3 separate regions of the Mus musculus genome follow, and regions 2 and 3 are each linked to region 1. A link is a loop called in an ENCODE intact Hi-C map of the cell type or tissue named here. Cell type or tissue: gastrocnemius. All regions are shown on one strand. Links, peaks and the distances in the headings refer to the core of each region. The heading gives the core; the rest is flanking DNA. Region 1 has its middle 64 kb from the start of 2310008N11Rik. Region 2 has its middle 17 kb from the start of 2310008N11Rik. Region 3 has its middle 20 kb from the start of 2310008N11Rik.

Region 1 (6,824 bases), core at 1,107-5,106:
CTGCCAGGTTGACATGACAATGGCCTGGGGGCTCTTGGACCTAGGATCTGCTAAGGCGGCTGGTCTTCAGGGCATGGTGTAGCTCTGGCAGGCTAGCAGACAAGTGGTTCTGATCTCAGCCCCAGCCAAAAGCAGGGGATAATATAGACTAAAGCAAGCATGTATGTATGCTAGCTTTCGGTTTGCGTTGAGAGAAGGTCTTGCTAGGTGTAGCACAGGCTGGTCTGGAACTCAAGGCTCTCCTGCCCCAGCTTTCTGAGTGCTGGGATGACAGGTATGGTCCACCATGCTTGGAGGGAAGAGCCCTATTTTATTGGCCTACCTGATTCTTTACTTAGCGACTCCCTCACCAATGGCCTTATGGGAAGTGCACAAATCCGAGCTTATGGCTCAGTAGATGAATGTTGGGTGTCCTGGGGACATGCATGGCCAGTGGAGGAGCATCTGGCTCAGAACTGGGCCTCAAACACTGCTTATTAATATATGTATGTCTCCAGGAGACAATCGGACACTCAGGACTCACTTTTATCACCTGTAAGAACTGGACAGTAAAAATTAGCTTGTTTTTGTTATGAAGTAATTAATGAACACAAGGTTCCAGTGAAATCGTTTGGTAGGTGACTGATGGTCCTCAGCTGTAGTTATCAGCGTGCTGTGTTTGTAAGGGCACATGGACAAGCAGTTATTTAAGAGGTTATTGTCCCATTCACATATTTAACCATGACTACGAATGTCACAGATAACGCTTTAGTGGTGTGCCAGGCCCCGTGGTCCCCACTCAGGGCTGTTTGACCTCATGACCCTGGGAGTTGGTTGTCATGATTATCGCCTGGCATGACTGTGAGTTAGAGTCTGATGACTCTGTGGTGGCTACCGTTCTTTCTAGAACCCAGAAGGAGTTCTTCAAATGTCATGGAGATATCCCGTATCGTTCTGACCCTTGCCAGGTGGTGGAACGTCTTTTCCAGGGGTTCCTCTGAACCCCTTGTTGAGCCTCACAGGGATCCGACTTTATTTCCAAGATCCCCGTGGCTGTCTCCAAATCATGACCTTGGTCCAACCCAGTTGGGATGCAGACTTCTCAGTGGAGTGCAGGGTGTGCCTACTCTTGGTGTCTCTATAGAAGCCTCTGGGCTGAGAACATTACGCTGTTCTCAGGGGGATGAAGTTTCTTTATCACTGCCCACCTACCCACCTCGGGGACAAGAAAGTGTTGCTAGGCCTGAAGACCTGGAAGGGATGGAGGCGGTTTGTGAACACACAGCAGCCGGAGGGCAGTCAAGTACACACTGCACACACAGATGCACCCGTCATTCCGAAGCAGAAACAGCTTTACTCGGATCGGGGAAATAGTGTATCCCTGTTTCAAAAAAAAAAAAAAAAAAAAAAAAAAAAAAAAAAAAAGAAAAAGAAAAAGAAAAGAAAAGAAAAGAAGCCACCATCATCCCATTCCAAACAGCCATTGTCACTGATTTCCTGCATCTTTGTCCATCCTCTGTTTAATAGACACTCTAAGCCTTTGTATGGCATTGATGTCGTGGGTGCACATATAGCTTGCACATCTATGTGTTTGATGCTTTTCCCCAAATCTGAGAAGTGCAATCCAGAGGTCCAGGAGTTATTCCTGACCCCTCCTTCCCCATTTTCCTCCCCACACCTCCTCACTCTCATCTAGCACCGACTCCTACTGATATGGCCTTTCTTTTCCGTGGGTAGCACTGCCCTCTGTTTCCCTACCTGACCTTGGTCATGGCTGCTAACAGCCTCACTCAGTCCTCTTCAGCTGTGGCACTAGGTTAATGTCCCCGAGTAGAATGACTTTGCTTTCTAGTAGCTGCACTTCAGCCTGGGTCTCAGCTTTCCTTAATCGCAAGATGGGAAAGATTAAATGAGCAAATGCATGTGAACACACGCACACACTGCAAGTACATGCTAACACGTGTACACACTGTGGACAGAACACACACCCTCTGTGTGCTTTTCTGGAAAACACAGTCATGTTCTATTGTTCCACTTCCCGAGGCCTTAGCGTGGACCTCAGAGGCCAGCCCGAGCCTGAAAGCCACAAGGTTTGGCTGTCACGTTCCTTGCTGATGCTTTTCCTCTGAGTGGAGGGTCTGGCTTCTTTCAGGTTTGCCACAAACATCTTCGCACCTTCTCTTCACTCTGAAAACCTTCCCTGTTGTGCCTGGCTCTCATAGGCTGCACTCATGACCTGCCTTGTTTCCTGGGCTCTTCCGCAATGTAGACAGCACAAATATGACTTTGCACATGAATCTTCTTGCACGCTTCTGAAGATGTCCTCAGAACTGATCCTTAGAAGTTGGGTTTCAAGGTCAAAGGCCATGACCTTTTTTTTTTTTTTTTAAGGCTTTCGATGAATATTTCAGAAACCCAGACACGTTTCTTGTCTTTGAGGCACAATCTTCTCTCCCAGCTTTCTGCAGCACTTCGCTGGATGCTAGGGCTGACCACAACTCCATTTACCAGGGTGATTTGTTTACTTTCTACCCCCACCTAGACTTGACAGCCAATCCCCTGAGTAGGGGCTGCAGCAATCCATCCTCCTGTCTCCCCGGGGACCTGTTCATGGCAGGTGTCTGGTGACAGCAGCTGAGCTGGCTGCATGTAGGTTTTCTGTCTCTTTCCACAGTGGGATGGAAGGCAACATCCCAGATCCTTGCTGATAAACCAGCAGGCCCCCTGAGCGTCTAGCAAGAGAGGAACCCCTGGCATTTGCCAGATACCAGTGGAGTCTGTCTGTCTCTCTATTTCTCTCTCTTTCCAGCCTAATTGCGGAATGAAAACAGTTCTGTTTAGGAGGTGTGTTTCACACGTTGGGTACAGACATGTTGATGTGTGATGGGGCTTGGGCCTTAGGCGTGGAAGATAAAGTCTGCCACTTCTTTGTAGGTCTGTTCTCTTGCCCTCTTGCAGACACAGAGTACCACCTCCCTCCAAATCTCGCCGCGTCGTTCATGGAAGGCCTGCATCTCCTTTGCAGAACGCGCTGCAGTGACTTGGGCTCACTTCTACTCCTGAGACTCCTCTGAGGCCACCAGCGGGAAGGAGGCTGGACCCTGTCCACCCTGCCCTTCGGCACAGTGATTCAGGGAATAATGAGCAGCCTAGAACCTTTAGCCTAACACCTCTAAACAACTGGGAAAACCCGGAACTGCCCCAGAGAAGCCCTGAAGACCGCAGTCTGGTTTTCTTTCTGTTTTCCAGCCTGTTTTGCCTTGGAAAGGCTGGGAAAGTTTCACCTGGAAACACTGCCACCCCCCCGCCCCCCACCCCCCACCCCCCATTTAAAAACACTTCTTTTGGGATAAACGTCACTCTGTTTCCCAGACTGGGCTGTGAGTTCAAGATCCTCCAGCCTCAGCATCCCGAAGGCTGTAATGACAGAGGTGTGTTGGTACACTGAGCCAAGGTTTTCCTCATCCACGCCTTGGCCTCTCATGGCCTGTCTAGACTCTTTGCAGCTCCTCCACATTTGTGACTTATTTACAAATAGTGACTCATTGCCCAGACACAGGAAAGGTGGGTGTTGGTACCTTCACTTGACAGAGGAAGGAACTGAAGGTCAGAGAGGAACTGAAAGGCAGAGTATAAGGACTGGTTGAAACCCATTGAGGTTCCTAACCTCAATGCAGCTTGCTTTCCTGCAGCCTGCTCCAAGGCCCTGGTTTCAGGCTAGACTCTGTGAACCTACAGACATGTGTGCTCACGTGCATGTGTATGCATATTTGGACTAACTTCTAGCCTGACGCTAGGGCCCTCAGGCCATGTATAGCACCAGGAGGGAGTGTGGTCTGGTCCTACAGTAGGAATGATTTGATACTTCACTTTCTAGCTATGTGATTTTAGGCAGACAGCAGCCCCTCTCTCCAACCCAATCTTTTTATTTGTGAATGAGGATCACAGCCACCTCTCTCAGAATGTGGGTGGGATTGAACAAATTCAACTAGGTTGTTTTAGGGGCAGTGCTTGGTGTGTGGCAGGCCCTGTATCAAGTTCTAGTCATCTCGCCCTTAATCTCTGCAGTCAGGCTGAGAGGCGGAGGAGTTTGACTGGCAGACTTGACCCGTCATGCCCTGTCTTTCATTTGCCAGAAACTTCAGTCTCCCTGGTATGTTCCCTCCCTACCATAAAAGTCTGCCAGCCCCATTCACATCAAGCTTTGCAAGTCTTATTTCTCCCATCAACTTTTCCTTGCATGAAGGAACGGAGCAAGATAGCAATACTTAACCCCGAACTGGAAGCCCTTAAAAATGGCCTGAAGACATCTTCATGTCTCCTACAGATGCACACCCATAAGCCTGCACCCAGCCCCCCTGACTGTCCTGTGGCATTACGGCAGACTCTAGGCAGCTCCCTCCCCTGATTTAGGACGTGCTCTGAGGACATCCATGAAGCTTACTGTCTGCTCTGCTTTGTCACCAGGCCCCACCCCAGGCTGAACGGTGTGGCCTGGGAGTTGTCAGCAAGGCTGCTTACTGGTATGCTGGCCCTGAGGCTTGGAGAGGGAAGGTGCAGGCACCGAGAGGAATGTGCCAGGTTTGTTTCCATTACCCTGGAAACCACTCTGAATCACCCTACACAGCCGGGGCTGCCCAGGGTAGAGTGTGAAGAATGTGGACCTCAGCTGTCAGGGGGAGGGAGCAGGACTTGGGGCTGGAGGTGGAAGCTGTATCAGATTGAAGGATACAACAAAATAAAATGTACTTAATAGTGGGATAATCTCCCTGATAGGCAGTGAGGTCCCCGTCCTTAGAGGTATTCAAGGGCTGTACGCTCACACTCCGTGGTATAACTCTGACTTTGGGAGGAAGTTACTTTTTCTGTCTTAGAATTTGCTGAGCTGTGACTGGGTTTCTGTCCCGTGACTTAAAAATTTGAAGGCCCGTAGGCATCTGCTTTTGTTCAGCAACGTGCAGTGTAGTAACCATGAGTAGACTCTGCCGTGTTAACTCATCGGATTGCAGACAGAGCCTAGGGATGTGCCCATTTATATCCTCAGCTTAGAAAAAGGAAAGTGAAGGTCAATCGCTCTGTGTTACCATTGCTCTGAAAACCTGGAGGTATTTCCAGGAGGCCTGGCATTATAGCCTGGGCCCTCACTTGGGTGGGGGTGGGGACGGTGTCTCAACATTAAACAGGGCAGGTTTCCTAGGATGGGCAGGCCCTTGAGAGAGAACAATTTTGCAAGCGTATCTCAGACCCGGAGGGTGATGCAGTAGACAGAGCAGTATCCTGTTGGTGAGTAAGGGGATGGTCAGAGGACTCATTAGGCCAGACCCGGAAGCTCAGAAATCCAGGTTGACATAGAGCTCAGGGGCAGAAAGAAGGCTTGCCTAGCACGCACAAGGTCCTGGGGCCATCTCAATACTGCAAAAGAACCCAGTAACAACCAAAAAATGAAGCAAAGCAAAGTCGTCAAAGGGGTTATGGAACTGTAAAGAAGCAAGAGAACAAAACCAAACAAAACTGGAAAGCACCTTCAAAAGCACTGGGAGAGAAAAGCATGATGGGAAACTGGGGGTGCTGTCCCAGGAAAACAGAGGCTTTAGAACTTCAGGGTCTGGGGTTTACTCTCTAGATTTGCCACTTCATCTCCTTGTGTATCTAGGGTAGGTTGGCTGACGTCACTGACTCTCAATTTCTGTCTCTGTAAAATGTGTAACTGTGAATGTCTTGACTGAGTTGGGAAGGCTCACCCAGAACTTCAGGAAGGAGGGCTGCTCAGGACAGTGTCTGTGTGTCTTGTTCTAGGAGGCTGAGCAGACAGAGGACCATCTCAGGGTGGGGCTGAGAAGGCAAACTGTCCAACAGATGCCCTCCATCCCTGGATGGTGGCAATCCTCCAGTGTGTGTGTTAATCAAAGGTTAGGGGTATAGCTCAGTGGTACCTGCCAAGTGCCCCGGGCCTGTGGAAATGGAGGCTGCTGAGGACCTAGGGCCAACGACCTGCTTTGTCCCACTGTGCTTTCAGGTGCATGCACAGTCCATTGTCCTGCTAGCCAGGGATCCCAGAAGACACCCGCTGCTTTGGAAGGTCAACAGAGAGTTGGCCTCAGCCTCATCATCTGTCCCCCTTCTCAAGCATGCTTGCCTGATTGCACCCTCTCCATTTCCTAATCTGCAAAAACAGCAGTGTTGGTAGGCAGCTTTGCTGTTTCTGGTGGCCCGAGAATCCACAGGACCGACTTCCTGCAGCAGACAGGCTGACAGGAAGGGCTAGAGGATAGAGAACGAGGACTGTGGGACAGCAGTCACTGTTCTATGGCCCTGAGTGGATGGCAGCACCCCATGTGTGAGGTTTAACTTCCTCAATGCTGCGGAAGTTTAGGAAGGCTGCAGCTTGTTAAATGATTCTCCTGAGGTTGCTGAGCTGATGAGTGACATCAGGCTCCTAACCAGGATTTTCCTCTTCCAGATAACGCAGCTGTAACTATGTAAAGCCCCATGCCTATATGGTCAGGCCTCAGCCTTCCCATCTGTAAAATGGGTGGATTCTTCCATGGCAATAACATGCTCCGATTATGTTGTCTCCCTTTCACTCTACATGTTAGGACCAGAGACCTGTTTGCCCATGCTGGCACTGTGGGGCAGCTCACCTGACTTGAAGGGCAATACTCCTGGCTGTTGCCTTCTAAATATCTGTTTTGATCTCCTTACTGGCTCTTCTCCCTATTATGGTTGAATACTGCTAGCAAAGTTTTGAAGGTTGGCCCTGATACCCTTGGGGGATTCTCTTTTCCAGCATCTTCTTTTGAAACAAGGTCTTAGAATGTAGCCATGGCTAAACTGGAACTCACTAC
Region 2 (6,824 bases), core at 1,895-5,894, 48 kb after region 1:
CAGACTCTGAAGGGATGACAGGCCGTGGAATTTGGGGGCCCTGGCCAGGTGTGACCCCAGCCTCTGACCCCTGGTGGCCTGGAGGGTAAAGAGGTGGGAGGTGGCGGTTGGGAGGAGGTTGCTGGCTAACATTTACCAGGATCTTTGAAGCTGTAAATGCTTCCCCCAGCCCCTGCTGGGATCGATGGGGTCAGAGTTCACTGGCACTGGCATGGTTGCCTGACTCTTGAGTGGGCTGGGAGTCTTGCAGGCAGATGGGGTAGGGACCCATGTGATGATGGGACATTCTCTAGAGGTGGAAGGCTCATGGGAAAATGATATTTTTGGTGCTGTGGCTTGGATCATGCCCAGCGACTTGGAGGCTTTGGGAGGGGCTGATAGAGGTTGTTTTTGTCAAACGCTCTCGTGTCTCTTGGGTAGGTTTCCCAGGTTGTGTTTGGTCACACTAAGATCAGCTACTGAAAAATGAAGGAGATTGAAAGTCTGCCTCTGGCAGGTTTTAGTTGACATGTCCTGGACTGCCCAAGGTTTCAGGTCCCACTCAATGCTCTTTCTTGCCTGGAACCCCCCCACCCCCACCCCAGTCCTATTTCTTCTGCATGCCTGGGTCTTCCCCTTCTCAGCACGAACCCTATTTACCCATTATGTCACCTCTTACAGGAAGCTTTCTTGGAACGGCTTTTGCTCCTGCTCAGTGTCAGCTCGTTCATTAACCCACTCAGCTAATATTGATAACCGTGGGGGCAGCACCTGTTCTTCTGGGAACGTGTCACTGCATGTAAAGGCAGCCCCAAGTCCTTCCTTCAGGAAGCCTATATTCTCCAAGGCAATAATAGCTAACATTTATATAGCTCTGCTTGGTTTTATATATATATATATACACACACACACATATATATTAATGTGTTTAATCTGTAGCCCACCTCTATGAGGTAGAAATAGCCTCCACATTACATGATGGCCATTTATTATAATTTGGCCACAGATCCATGAGAGAGGTAATATTTTTCTCCTTTTCCCAATGTAAAAAACAAACAAACAAACAAAACCAAGACTGACAGGGGTCAAGATCACAGAGCCAGTAAGCAGTCGTTTGAAGCTGCTGAGCCCCAGCCTGGCCAAGTACAAGTTGCTTTCTTATAATAATACTGATGTTCGTTTCTGTTTAGCATTTTCTTATTTATTTATTTTTTCCACATCATCTCCATCATCCTAGAACCTTCCCCCAAGGTAGTGACCTTGGCTTGTTGATGCCTATTCTTTGAACACCCACCATATTGGGCAATTTAATTGGCATCCAATGAATATGGCCCTGTTGATTGGTTGCCTGTTGTAGCAGATGGTGAGAAGAATGCAGGAGTGGATACATTTTTTTTCTTTTTGTCTACTTATTTTTTTAAAGGTTTATTTATTTATTATATGTAAGTACACTGTAGCTGTCTTCAGACACACCAGAAGAGGGTGTCAGATCTCATTATGGATGGTTGTGAGCCACCATGTGGTTGCTGGGATTTGAACTCGAGACCTTTGGAAGAGCAGTCAGTGCTCTTAACTGCTGAGCCATCTCTCCAGCCCCCTTGTCTACTTATTTAAACAATTAAAAATCACACTTACTTATGCACGAGAGCCCTTGCATGGGGGTCAGAGAACAACTTGCAAGAGTTGGCTTAAGCCTCTCATTAGGTGAGTATCAGAGACAGAGCTAGCTCATCAGACGTGGTGGCAAGTGCCTTTACCAGCTGAGCTATCTCACTGGTCTTAGTTTGAATTTTATTCATCTATTTGTGGTGTGTGTGTGTGTGTGCATATGGCATGCGTATGTGTGGTTGTTGGAGAACAACTTGCTAGAGTTCTCTCCATCTACTCTGTGGATCCCAGGGATCAAACTCGGGTCTTCAGGCTGGGTGGCTAGTACCTTTATCCACAGAGCAATCTTGCTGGCCCAGCAGCTGATATTTATCTGTTAGTCTCAAAGCTGGGTCTTGCTAACCATGATCAGTTTTAGTCTTTACAGCTGTTACAGAAACTAGCCTTCAGCAAGCAGACAGCGAGTACATGATCAGGCTAAGATTTGAACTATAGCTTTCTCTGAGTAAAAATTCTGTGTCCCCTCCCCCAACCCTTTCTTTACCACCACAGGCTTATTTCTGGGAAGGTGGCCTCGGTGGAAAGTCCTAGGGTGAAGCTGCTTGGATGCTTGCTCTTCCATCCCTACCTGGCTCAGGGAGACAGGAACTGGGTGGTCCTTGGTAGACGGAAAGGCATCTTGGGAAGTAGAGGCTTTCTGGCTGCAAGTATAACCTGTTGAGATGTCTGAAGTGGTTAAAGGGAAGTGGATCACATTATAGGTGTTTGGTTTTACCGTTACTGCTGAACTGGTAACAGCCTGTTCCAGGGCAACAACTGGATTCAGGAGGAGCTGGCAAATGCCACGGGCAAATGCCACGAAGGATTATGGCAGAGTGGATGGTAGTCTTAAGGCCTGAGGCAGAGACAGAGGGTTCCTTTTTTTACGTATATTTCATTCCTTTGTTCTGACATCTGCTTCCCTTCTCCATTTCTTTCAGGCAAGAGAGAAGAACACAGTAGGGTTTCCTGATCCATTCATGTCTCAGTGGGTCCAGTAGACTGGGCAACTGGGGGACATATGAAGAAATGGGGTACACGAGGGTGTGTGGATGAAAGCAAAACACCCCCAAAACCAAACCAAAACCCCAAAACCAAACCAACTAACCAACCAACCAAACAACCTCCCTCCCCCGAACCCAATGTCTTGAACCTCCAGGTCCCCACTCTGACCAGCAGGGCTTTTAGGGCCCTACCTCTCCCATTGGATAGCATGCCAAGTCCTCAAGCCCTTTGGCTAATCTCCTATTTTCTTTACTTAGAGTCAACATTCAAGCATACTGCACCCGAATGGACTAAGCTTACTGAAGTCACCCGCAGGTAACTTGATAGACGGCTGAGACAGCGCCCATGGTGGGAATTAGGCAGTGCCTGAGCCAAAGAGACATGGGGAAATGACCTTGAGTGAATGTGGCACGCAGGTGGCCTTGTTTCACAAGAGGATATCACCTGCTCTGCATCTGCCATGCAGACTGAAGGCTCTGTGCGTCTAGTGTCTGTAGGGTTGATGGTGATAGAGGCTGGGACCATGTGTCAGCAGCCAGGCCTCAGGCAGAAAGGCAGAACCTCTGGTCCTGCTCTGGCTAACTGGCAGCAGATAGGGCAGTTGACAGAAGAGAAGGGAGTGGGTCCCATTGTTCTCAGGTGTCTCCAGCCCTCCACCCTAGCTGCAAAAGATTATTCCAGCAAATGATCTGATCTCTTCTTAGGGTCAAGGGTCACAGTTGAGAGTGGCATTGTCAGACAGGTGTCGTAGGAGCCCTATGCTGACGCCTGCCAGTTCCAGAAGGCGACACTGCTCTGTACAGGGGCCAGTGGCAAAGGAGAAACTTAGAGGTCTTTTGATTTGATGAGCATTGTTAGCTCTGACTTCAGATAAGCAGAGCAAACAAGCCACAGCCCAAGTGGGAACTGGTTCTGCCCCTTTGCTTTGCTTTTCTAAGTCACGAAAGCCAAGCTCCTAAAGCCTGAATACCTCCTACTTTCTGATGGTTGGTTCCATTGTGTTGGTTTTTTTTTTTTTTTTTTTTTTTTATTGTGCTCGTGACAAGTGCTAACAGACCGCTTTCAAAGTGTGTTGATGTTTCGGTTGTTTGTGAATGGCCCTTCTGTTTTGCCGCATCTGGGCAGCATTAGAGTCTGGCTCCAGGGAACAACTGGGTTCCTATAAAAGTGTACCAGGTCCCCTTATGTGGAAAAACTGGCCAGGACAAGATCAGACACCCATCTGGGCAGGAACATACAGCACAAATGTGAACATCACTCAGTAGCTGCAGAAGCCAGGTCAGGCTGGGAAGAGGCCAGTGAGCCATGCCAAGTGGACTGTGGGTGTTCTCTTTCTGTGTGTGGACACTTTGTGATCTTCCTGAGGGAGGATAGCAACCAGAAGAGTGCCTGGCACTAGGCAATGCCACCAAATATTTATTGTCTCTCTGTCCTCTTAGCTCAAGTTGCTTGTCAATCACCAAGCATACGAGGTTCCTGAGAACTGACCACACAGGGGCCAGAGTTGGAACACACGGGGCAGTCTAGAGTTCAGGGGTTTACTAGGAAAGACAGGCAGACCGTACCTGTTTGATAGCTGAGCTTTCTTGAGGGACCTTTTGGTATATGGCTCAAAGGCTAAAGCGGGGAACGGTTGGGCAGGGTTAGCATGTTTCCTCCAGACTCCATCTTGGGGTGGTATGGCTGTTTCCTTTGTGTTTCTGTTCTATGTCCCGCCTTCTTCGCTATCCTTGATCTCTAGTGTGTTAGAGCACTTTAGGCTAAACAAAGCCAGGTTCAAAATGGCTTCCTCCAGGGGAAGAGTCTTTGGGTATGGACAAGGCTTCCAGGAAGTGAGCCACACGTATATAATCTCACTCATTTGATGCTATCAGCAGCCGCTAGCCCATTGGAAAGCTATCTCCATTTTTTTTCCTCCATTTGAGCTGGCTGAGTTTCCTTTAAGCTCATAAACCTCACCAGCTCATGGACTGTCGTCCCTTGGGTTTCCAGAGTTGCAGGGCTCTCTCCTGATTGACCTCTCATCTACTCTGGGACTCCATCTTCATCCCCCTACCCTGATGTATCATGCCATGCTTCCATCCCCACCCCAGTTGAATTTATACTAGGAGTCAGAGGAGCTGAGACTGACTGGGGCTAAGCGATTTTTGGTACTACTGTTAGATTAGCAGGTCGTCCTGATGCGCAGAAACACTAGTGGTTCTAAAACAGCACTATGGAGTTTCTTACACCTGCAATAGATATTCATAGCTATAAACACATTGGGATGGCCAGGGACTGTCTGATGATTGGTAATCACTGGTCTGTATTCATAAGGCCTTAGGCTTCTTGACTCTTCCCTCTATCTTTTATGGGGTCTCTCCCTGGCTTTTGCTTCAAAATGTAAATTATTGTATCAGTCAGTTTTCTGGTACTGTAACAATTATCCAGACAATCAGCATATAAGGGGAAAAGATTTACTTCCGTGCATAGTTTTGGTCATAGACTAAAAACCAACTGAGAACAGGCAACACAGCAGCCCAAAGTTGGACCTCGTCTTAGCCTTCCTGTTGTGTCTATAAAAATATAAGGGAGAGAGAAGGAGTATGTTTGGTGGAAGTGTGGGGGAAGGGGATGACTCCAGCGGCCCATGCTTAGGCATCCTGTCCCTCTGAGGGAGCAGCTACACAACAGTATAGAATAGAATATTCAGGGCATGGTGGGGGGGGAGTTGAGAGTGTAGGAGAGAGAGAGAGAGAGAGAGAGAGAGAGAGAGAGAGAGAGGAGGAAGAAGAAGAAGAAGAAGAAGAAGAAGAAGAAGAAGAAGAAGAAGAAGAAGAAGGGAGAAGAGAAGAGAAGAGAAGAGAAGAGAAGAGAAGAGAAGAGAAGAGAAAAGTAGAGGAGTAGAGGCTGACCATGAGAACCTGGAGAGAGGGGGGAGAGGGAAATAGGGGGAGAGAGGGGTAAGGGGCAAGAGGGCAGAGAGAGAGCAAGAAAGTAGGAGAACAAGAGAGAGCAGAGGGGGCAAGCAGTCCCTTTTATAGTGAGTCAGGCACACCTGACTGTTGCCAGGTAACTGTGGGATGGAATCTAAACAAAATGCTAACACTCCTAATTTCCACCCCATGGCAAGAATTTTGTTGGCCCTTGTACCTTCAAGGAAACGAAGATAGACAGTTCTGGAGCCTGACCGGCTGAGATGCTGGGCCTCAGAGAAGCAGACCATGGCATCCATAAAGCAGGAGCATCCTCAGGAGGGCATTTCCTGAGCCTCTGGATGGGCTGGGGTAGAGAACTATGGTCTTCAGTTTGACATATTGTGTATATTTGTGTGAACACTTGTCACATGGAAAAATTTTCAACTTTATGCAGCAGTTTCTTTCTCACCAGGGTCTCTCCTTGTGTGAAACTTTAATTTTATAGCTTTGGCTGTTAATGCATCACGGGGACCACCATCAATAAATATTTATTGAGCTTTCACTGGGCACAGCGTGTTATAATAGAAACTATATATTTGCCTCAAGAGGAGCTGGAAGCAGATGAGAGAAGATTTGAGGAAGGGTGGGAGAGATGGCTGGGAAGCCTGTCCCAATCCTGAGATTTTTTCTTTATGGCTTTGTAACTAAATGTGTCAAGGTCTCCTTGACACACATGGGGTTGTCAACTCAAGAGAATGGGGCTTTAAGAGATGCCTGGGCCATAAGGAAGGAAGTCACCTTCAGAAGACCCATTTAGAACATGCAACACTGCAGCCAGATGTTGGATCATGTCATGTAGGGACTCAGGGCTTCACGGGGATGGAAGATCCCTTCCACCTTTCCCATGATGCTCAGCAGAAGGCACTCTTTGCTGATGAAGTAATGATTTGCCTTTGGGTAGGGAGTTCAGAATGAGAGTAGAGGTCTGGAAAATTTGGAGTCTATTGATGGGTTGACAGAAGACCAAGACTTCTTTGATGCCCAGTGACAGCCAGGCAGGAGGCCTCCATGGCAGAAGCCCTTGGAGTGGTGTGGGTTGGGAGGAAGGCTGCTGGGAGGGTGTTCTTCTTGTTTCCTTAGGAGCTCTAGTTAATCAGATCAGTAACAGCCCGCTACCTCAGCAGTGACTCAGGCCCCCTGAGGGGTTTTCTTCATCATTATGAAGATGAACACGGCTCTAAGGATTCCTCTTGGGCTTGGGCTTTCTGTTAATTGCCTCCATATTTATGGGAAGAT
Region 3 (6,824 bases), core at 1,950-5,949, 84 kb after region 1:
AGAAGTCGCTGCCCGCCTGCCCGCTGAGGAGGAGGTGGGGGTGGGGTTGTCCTGTGGTTGTGTAGGGGAGCTGAGCAAACCCAGGTCTTTTGGTTTTCATCAGATGCTGAGTGGTTCCTGGGACTGTATAGATGCTCAAAGCTGGCTCCTTTGGCCAAAAGGAGAGCTTAGCTTCAGGCCTGTAAGTTCAATCCTCAAGCTAGCTCCAAGGGTGGAATGTTTGGGTCTCAGGTTTAGAGCAAGAGGCTGCTCTCCCATAGTGACAATAGATGGCAGTCCCATTTGGTCTCAGAAGACCCAAGGTTCTCTCTTTCCCAACGGGTGCTTCCCCAAAACCTCCAGGACTTTCCCATTCTCCAGCCTTCTGTTAGTCAAGGATCCTGTGATTCTGCTAGCTCCATAATTATCTTAGTTTGACATGGCAGGAAATGTTATTAATAGTCAGAAAGCAAACTGCATGTCTTGCCTGGTGTGGGGCAGAAGAGGGAGGTAGGAAGAGCTAAGCCGTGGGGCTGCACGTGGCTTTCAGACTGTGACAGACTACTTGAGTCCGGATGGATATGTGTGTTAGCGCCCCCGGGCAGATAGCCTCTGAGCAGGCATGCGAGGGCGGGCCAGGACTTGTAAGTGGAGAGCAAGTGATGGCCCAGAAACTCATTGTGGACCGGCATATTCCATATCTCCACTTGTGTTCACCTGGCTCTCAGTATCCACACAGCTTCTCTCCCCTACTCCTGTGAAGTCTGGGGAGCTTAATGAGGTTTGTCCTCACAGAGAATGAGGACAATGGGAGACAGGAGACTGTTGTCAGTGTAGGCGCTCTGACTCCTTGCTTCGGGAAGGGGCTGTGGAGAGTGGCCATCGAGGACCTGTTGGGATCCACCTCTTACTCTGAGATTTGTGGTCTCTGAGGCAAATTCAGACTTGAGAAGGCTTGCTCTCTCTCTTCACCCCCTACCCCTTCGTTTTCCTCCCGCTTTTCATTGCTTTGGGCATTGCATTGTTGAACTCTTTTTTTTCTTCACTAGTTCCCAGAAACTCTCGCTACAATATCTTCCTGAAGGGTGACACTCCTTTAACTGGGGATTAGGTGACACGGAACAAAAAACAAAAATCTGGGGAAATGGAGCAGAAGCTAAGATCAAGGCTAGGGAGTTAAGAAGGCTTCTGAGACGCTAGAATTCTCTTTCTGAGAACCATTATTCCTTCAGGACGCCCCCGACCCTATCTCTAGAGCCCAGGGCCTAGCTTATTTTTAGAGGCAGAAGGACAGGTGAGGAAGGATCATCTCTAGCCTTCAAAAGGGCCTTGCTCTCTAGGGAGATGATGGAGCCTCCACACAGAGCCAGTCTCTCACCCACTTCAATAGCACATGAATTCAGGTGCACTGGTAGCCGCAGAATCTGAGGCATGGAGTTAGGAGTCTCCTCTCCCTGCAACCAGGAGGCAGCTCTGCTGTATCCTCCCCGAGCAGAGCAGAAAGATCAAGTCCCCTGTTGATGGTTCTACGGGTGTGGCTGGGTGAGCCATGCTCCTGACCTGGCAACTGTGTGAGATTATCTCAGGTGAGAACTCTCAGACATCAAGAGACAGCATAATGATTATGGCCCCGATGATGGAGTAACTGTGGGAATCACCCTAATAATCCCTTAGGGGTGTGTCAGCCTCTCAGAGGCTACAGGCGCTTTCATGAAAATGAGCTCATATAACCTCAGCCTACTTCTGTAGGCGGAGAGATCTAGTGGGTCTTGCGGAGTAGTTATGTAGGGAAAACTGAGGCACAGGGCTTATACTGTCCACTCTGGCCTCTATCACTGAGATACTTGAGTCCTGGAAAAGTGATTTTTTTTCTTTTATGCTAATGTCCCAATGTGGGTTAGTGACATATACAAAGACACAGATTCATGGGTATGCATGTATATACATAAACACAGACACACACACACAGACACACACACACAGACACACACACACAGACACACACACACACACACACACACACACACACACACACACACACACAGAGACACACCCCTGTGAGTTCCAAATCCCAGTAGCCTTTGCTCCAGCATACAGTCCCGAAAGGCTCACCCATGTGTCCCCTCCCAGATCCCCTCTCCCCTCTCCTGTGCTGGCACCCATTATTCACCAGCAACAGGAAGCCAGCGGGAACAAACATACCAGGGAAACTGGGATGCCTTTCTTTAAAAGACATTGGTGTGTGCCACAGCACAGGGACACAAGCTGTTGTGTGGCTGATACATTCTGTCAGTGTCCTGATCTGCACTGGGTCAATGGTTACAGTAGGGGAATTTTCTAAAACCCCTCCTCCAAGGACAGCTTTGCCTGTCCTGCCTGGCAAGTTAGGCCACTGTCACTCCAGGCAATTGGATTTCAGGGGCCAAATGGGAAACAGGAAAGCAGAGGGTACTTTCTGTTAGCCGAGCCTTGAGCTTCCATCTCTGCTTCGTCATTTCAGCAGGCCAGCAGGGAAGAGTGGGGGCAGGAGAAGGGGGAAGGCGGGGAAGAAGAAGAAGGAGGAAAAAACCCACCAGCCCAGCTGGCATTAGTTCAGAAAGCTCTCCAACTCACACATCTGGTTCTTATATTTCAAAGTTAATTAGTCATATTGAGGCTGTCTGAAGATAAATTTATCATCCAGAAAAAACACAAACAGTTTGAAAAATGAAAGGAAGTGAGGTGACACGGCTTGACGTTTAAATAAATCATTTTAACATGATTAAAAAACTTGTCCTGTCTGACACCCAGCACTTGGGTACTTTGTAAAGATTTTTTTTTCCTTTCCTCTTTTTTTCCCCCTCCGACAAAGACAAGTCCCTGCTTGGTCTACAAAAGCCCTTACCATTCAATTACTCGGTACAATCTTTGGCCAATTGCTTTTCTGAGTGACTAGCAGGGCATACAGCCCACAGCTGGCCCTACTCTCTGGGCTGGCAGCAGGGGGCCTGGGGTATGCAGTGATTATCCCAGGGGGAAAACTTGGAGCAAACATTAAGGGCTTTGGGCAACTGGAGGGCTTTCCTGAGTGAGGAGAATAAGCTCCTGACGGTGTCCTCTGGGCCTCGGCTGATTGAGCAGGAAATCCATCCACGACCCGAAGAAGAAAGATCTTCCTGCAATGCCTGGACCAGATGTGTCCTGTTCCTGACACCCCATCCCTGGGCATGTACGCCAGCTTGGACTCTTAGGTTAATGGAATTAGGATGGAGACTTTCTCTGGCCAAGCTAGAGTGGGCAGTGGCCAGATGGGGTGGTAACAATGTAAGACACCACGAGCTTTCCTGCACTGGTTGTTTTAGGAACAGATGGGAAAACCTGGAATCCAGCACTCTATACATCCAGAAACACCATGGTCCAGTTGACTCACTCACGCGTCCCTCCCTGTGCTGGGCCCTGTCAGCGAACCCACCTTGTGCTCTTTGCAGAGGTTGCTGGCTCCTGTCCTGTCCAGTGACTGACAATTCTCCCCTGTCTGCTGAGCAGTGCGAGCAGATCCCTGGGTGGCTGTCTCGATGGTGCTGGTGGTATGGCAGGCGTTCTTGATTTGGCAGAAGAGGGTGGGGCAGGCTAGGGTTTTCCCTAATCCCAGGAGAAACTAGTCCGTGGGGGCATTTCTTCTAGGTGGCTTCTCCTTGGATTGTGTTCTCTGGGCAGGAGAGGTGTGATATAATACAACTCGCGAGCGTTTTCTCCTATTAGCAATTTGGTCTCGTCAGTTTTGTTAATGGGATAACAAGAGGTGCTGGTTATGGTGCAAAAGCCTCATCGTGTTGGTAATTTTCACTGTAACATGTTAGCAATCTGTCACTATTTGTTTCCAGCAATACTGGCACAAGCCTGCTTACAACGGGGGCTTTCATTTTCTCTCCACATTGCCAGACTGTTCTTTCTGTCTCTGGCTAGGTAGCTTCCCCTATTTCGAGCTGTCTCTGTCCATCTGGTTCTGCAGACTTCCACGTCTGCCCATGTTTTTCCCTCTCACCTCCCTGACAGCTACTTCTAAGCTTGCATCAGAGGGAAACACCATCTTCGGTGACCTGTGATTGTGGAATTCCGGAGCTAGGAGCCCCGACTGTCATTACCGCTGTCGTCTGTCAGAGGGAGGACAAAGGTCCGGAGGAACAGGGTCTTTCCCTAGGTGTCACAGTTTAGATGCAAGGTCAAGCTTCATGATTTCAAGCCCACCATGCATTTCTTTTTTTTGGGGGGGGGTAATTGAGATAGGGTTTCTCTGTGTAGCCCTGGCTGTCCTTGAACTCACTCTGTAGACCAGGCTGGCCTCAAACTCAGAAATCCTCCTACCTCTGCCTCCCGAGTGCTGGGATTAAAGGCGTGCGTCACCACTGCCCAGCCAGTCATGCATTTCTAGACGCATTTGTATGAAGAAAGCCCGGTGGGTTCAGAAACTAATGTTTCCCACTGGGGATAATATCCTGGTGAAGGTAAAGTCACCGAAAGGCTCTTTTACCAAGCTCTTCCGGGAAGGACCCTTTAGCCAAGTGATTTTCTGGAGAGATGCTACAGTTTTAGGGGCCTGCCTCTGGGATCAGGAAGGAATCTTGAGTGACTCTTGCTTGGCTTCAACCATGGTCACCTGTTGTCCTGCACAGCAGTCCTGGTCATACATCGCTGCTTCTAGTCCTGCAGTTTGTAAGTCCTGTACCCCTGCTGTACCCCCCAGAAGTATTCTACCTTGCCATGTTCATTGCTGGGGTGGCTAGGAAGCCTTCATGTTGGAAGCATTCCTCCCCATAGCTGGAATCCTAGTATATGGAGACCAGAAGACTTACCCCATCATGTTAAGATGACTAATTCTGAGGGAGAGGACTCCAGTTTGAGTCCTAGATCAGCCATTAAATCATTTCAGGACTTTCCTAGAAGGGAGCCTTTGGCCTTGGTTTCTTTAACTTTAAAATGGGGATTGTTTTTTTTTTTTTTTAATAGTCTGCTCATGGACTTTTAGTAGGGAGGAGACAAAGGTCTGTACAGTCATGCTGAATGCTTGAACCCACCAAAGAACTATGCTATGAACCAAACACACAGCTTGTTACCCAGGAGTGGTAAGGTGATACAAGTCCAATCTCTGACTGTCTTCAGAGCAGTCCAGGGGGAGAAGATGCCTGTACAGTCACAGTCACTGTGGAATCAAGGGGATTTGTTTACATGGACGGTCAAGAGGAGTCTCTAGGTTAGAGGCGTTTAGAGCATAAGATGGATATTCAGATTTCTGCAGCAGGAAAAAAGAGAGTGCTTGGACGTGAGTGTTTAAGGCTATCCCAGGATTGCTCATGTTCCTTGTGTCCAAACCGCCCTGTGAACTGTCCAAAGCTTCCTTGATTGCTTCCGATAAAGCTACCTGCTGACTCTGAAATCTTAAGAGTAGTCTCATCACATGTCACAAAATAACAAGCATGGTTCACAGAGGAGGGCAAGTCAGTAAAGACATCCTGGAAGGGACTGAATGCTTCCTCAGAGTCGCCTCTCCACCCTGCCTCCTTCCAAACGTGGCATGGCTGTAGTATTAGTACTGAGCTGGCCCAGCCCTCATCTTTGTCTGTCCTTAAGGTACTCTAGCTGTGAGTTCTGCCTGCCTGCTTGCCTCTGAGTTTCCAGACTATGGTGTGTGTGTGTGTGTGTGGTTACATGTACATGTGTGTGAATGCAACCCTACCATATCCTTCCATGCACTCTAATCTCTGCTTTGTAAATTGGAAGGTTGAGGTTTGAGGCCAGGTCATTTAGCTTCTGTGGGCTTCAGTTTCCACCCACAGTCCTTCCTGTGACCAGCCCATGCTCACTCTGTACCTGGGACCCCTGTAGCGGAGTGTCTGGAGCGCGTTGACTCCGGTGTTTCCCTCTCATGAGAGAAACGACCTCTTTTTCAAACCATTCACCCTCGTTAGAAAACAAACTGCCTTGCTGTTTATTTCTTCTTCTGGAGATTGAGGAAGGTGAGGGCGGGGCCCTTCCCTCCTTGAGTCCTAATGTCACGCACAGCACGTGTGCTGTACCCACCTGTTGGCTGAATGTGGAAGTCTGCATGGAACGGCCATTGATGGCTTCCTCTAGTTGCCTCTCTGGGTTTCTGTAAAGGTCACTAATGGTAGCTGTGGAAGTAATTTGAAAATGTGCAAAGAAATATGCCAAGTGTAAGCTGTTAACATTCCTCTCCCAGGGGAGGCAGAGGATTTTTTTTTCTCTTTTGCCAAAATATCTCAGTTGCCTTGAGGTTGAGCCTGGCAGAAACTGGACCCCTCCCAGGTGTGTCTCTCCCACCTACACAGGGACACTTTGAGCCAGACCCTGGCATCTCAGGGGAACTTAATTCTCTTTTAGGATGGTTCTTTTGTGTCTGTTGTCACTCCGGGCTGGACTGGGAGACAGTGGGGAAGAAAGATATTGCGGGGTCTCTGTTCCTAAGCGAGTCACACTTGAGGGGTGGACAGAGGCAAGGCTGATGTGCAAAGGAGGACATTTTAATTTAGGCATTCCCTGGAATGGGCCCAGAGAGTTTAGGTGCTGAGGCAGTTAGGGGGAAGCAGGGATTCACCCTGCAAAGAGGAAGCTGACAGAACTGTTTGGAAGAGTAGGTTTACCCTTCTAGGAATGGGGTGAGATTTCTTAGAGCAGTGCCCTTCTCTGCTTTATTGCTCATCAGCACATGCATGCACACATGCACTCATGCACACATGCACATATGCATGCATGCACCCACATCATTTCCCACAGGTGCCTTTTTAGGCAGTTTTTCTTGATCACCCCTAACACACACACACACACACACACACACACACACACACAAA

What was found. A loop is a pair of places that touch in the nucleus more often than their neighbours do. Peaks named below come from ENCODE experiments on the same cell type or tissue, not always from the same donor. Only the 100,000 strongest peaks of a DNase experiment are listed, where the experiment ranks them.
Region 2: a loop joins it to region 1, with 2.2 times the contacts of the local background. A loop is called at or near these places in 3 of 42 quality-filtered maps.
Region 3: a loop joins it to region 1, with 2.5 times the contacts of the local background. A loop is called at or near these places in 2 of 42 quality-filtered maps.

Annotation. Positions count from the first base shown.
Region 1 is chr8:26,885,029-26,891,852 of GRCm38, reverse strand. No RefSeq gene overlaps it. Among named protein-coding and RNA genes, the nearest start is that of 2310008N11Rik, 64 kb to the right of the region's middle. In gastrocnemius, for the core only: no CTCF peak of the experiment used is centred there; a DNase peak (open chromatin) is centred at 2,622.
Region 2 is chr8:26,837,601-26,844,424 of GRCm38, reverse strand. No RefSeq gene overlaps it. Among named protein-coding and RNA genes, the nearest start is that of 2310008N11Rik, 17 kb to the right of the region's middle. In gastrocnemius, for the core only: no CTCF peak of the experiment used is centred there; a DNase peak (open chromatin) is centred at 3,936; H3K27ac peaks cover 2,046 bases.
Region 3 is chr8:26,801,374-26,808,197 of GRCm38, reverse strand. No RefSeq gene overlaps it. Among named protein-coding and RNA genes, the nearest start is that of 2310008N11Rik, 20 kb to the left of the region's middle. In gastrocnemius, for the core only: no CTCF peak of the experiment used is centred there; DNase peaks (open chromatin) are centred at 3,003, 3,178, 3,471, 3,975 and 1 more place; H3K27ac peaks cover 470 bases.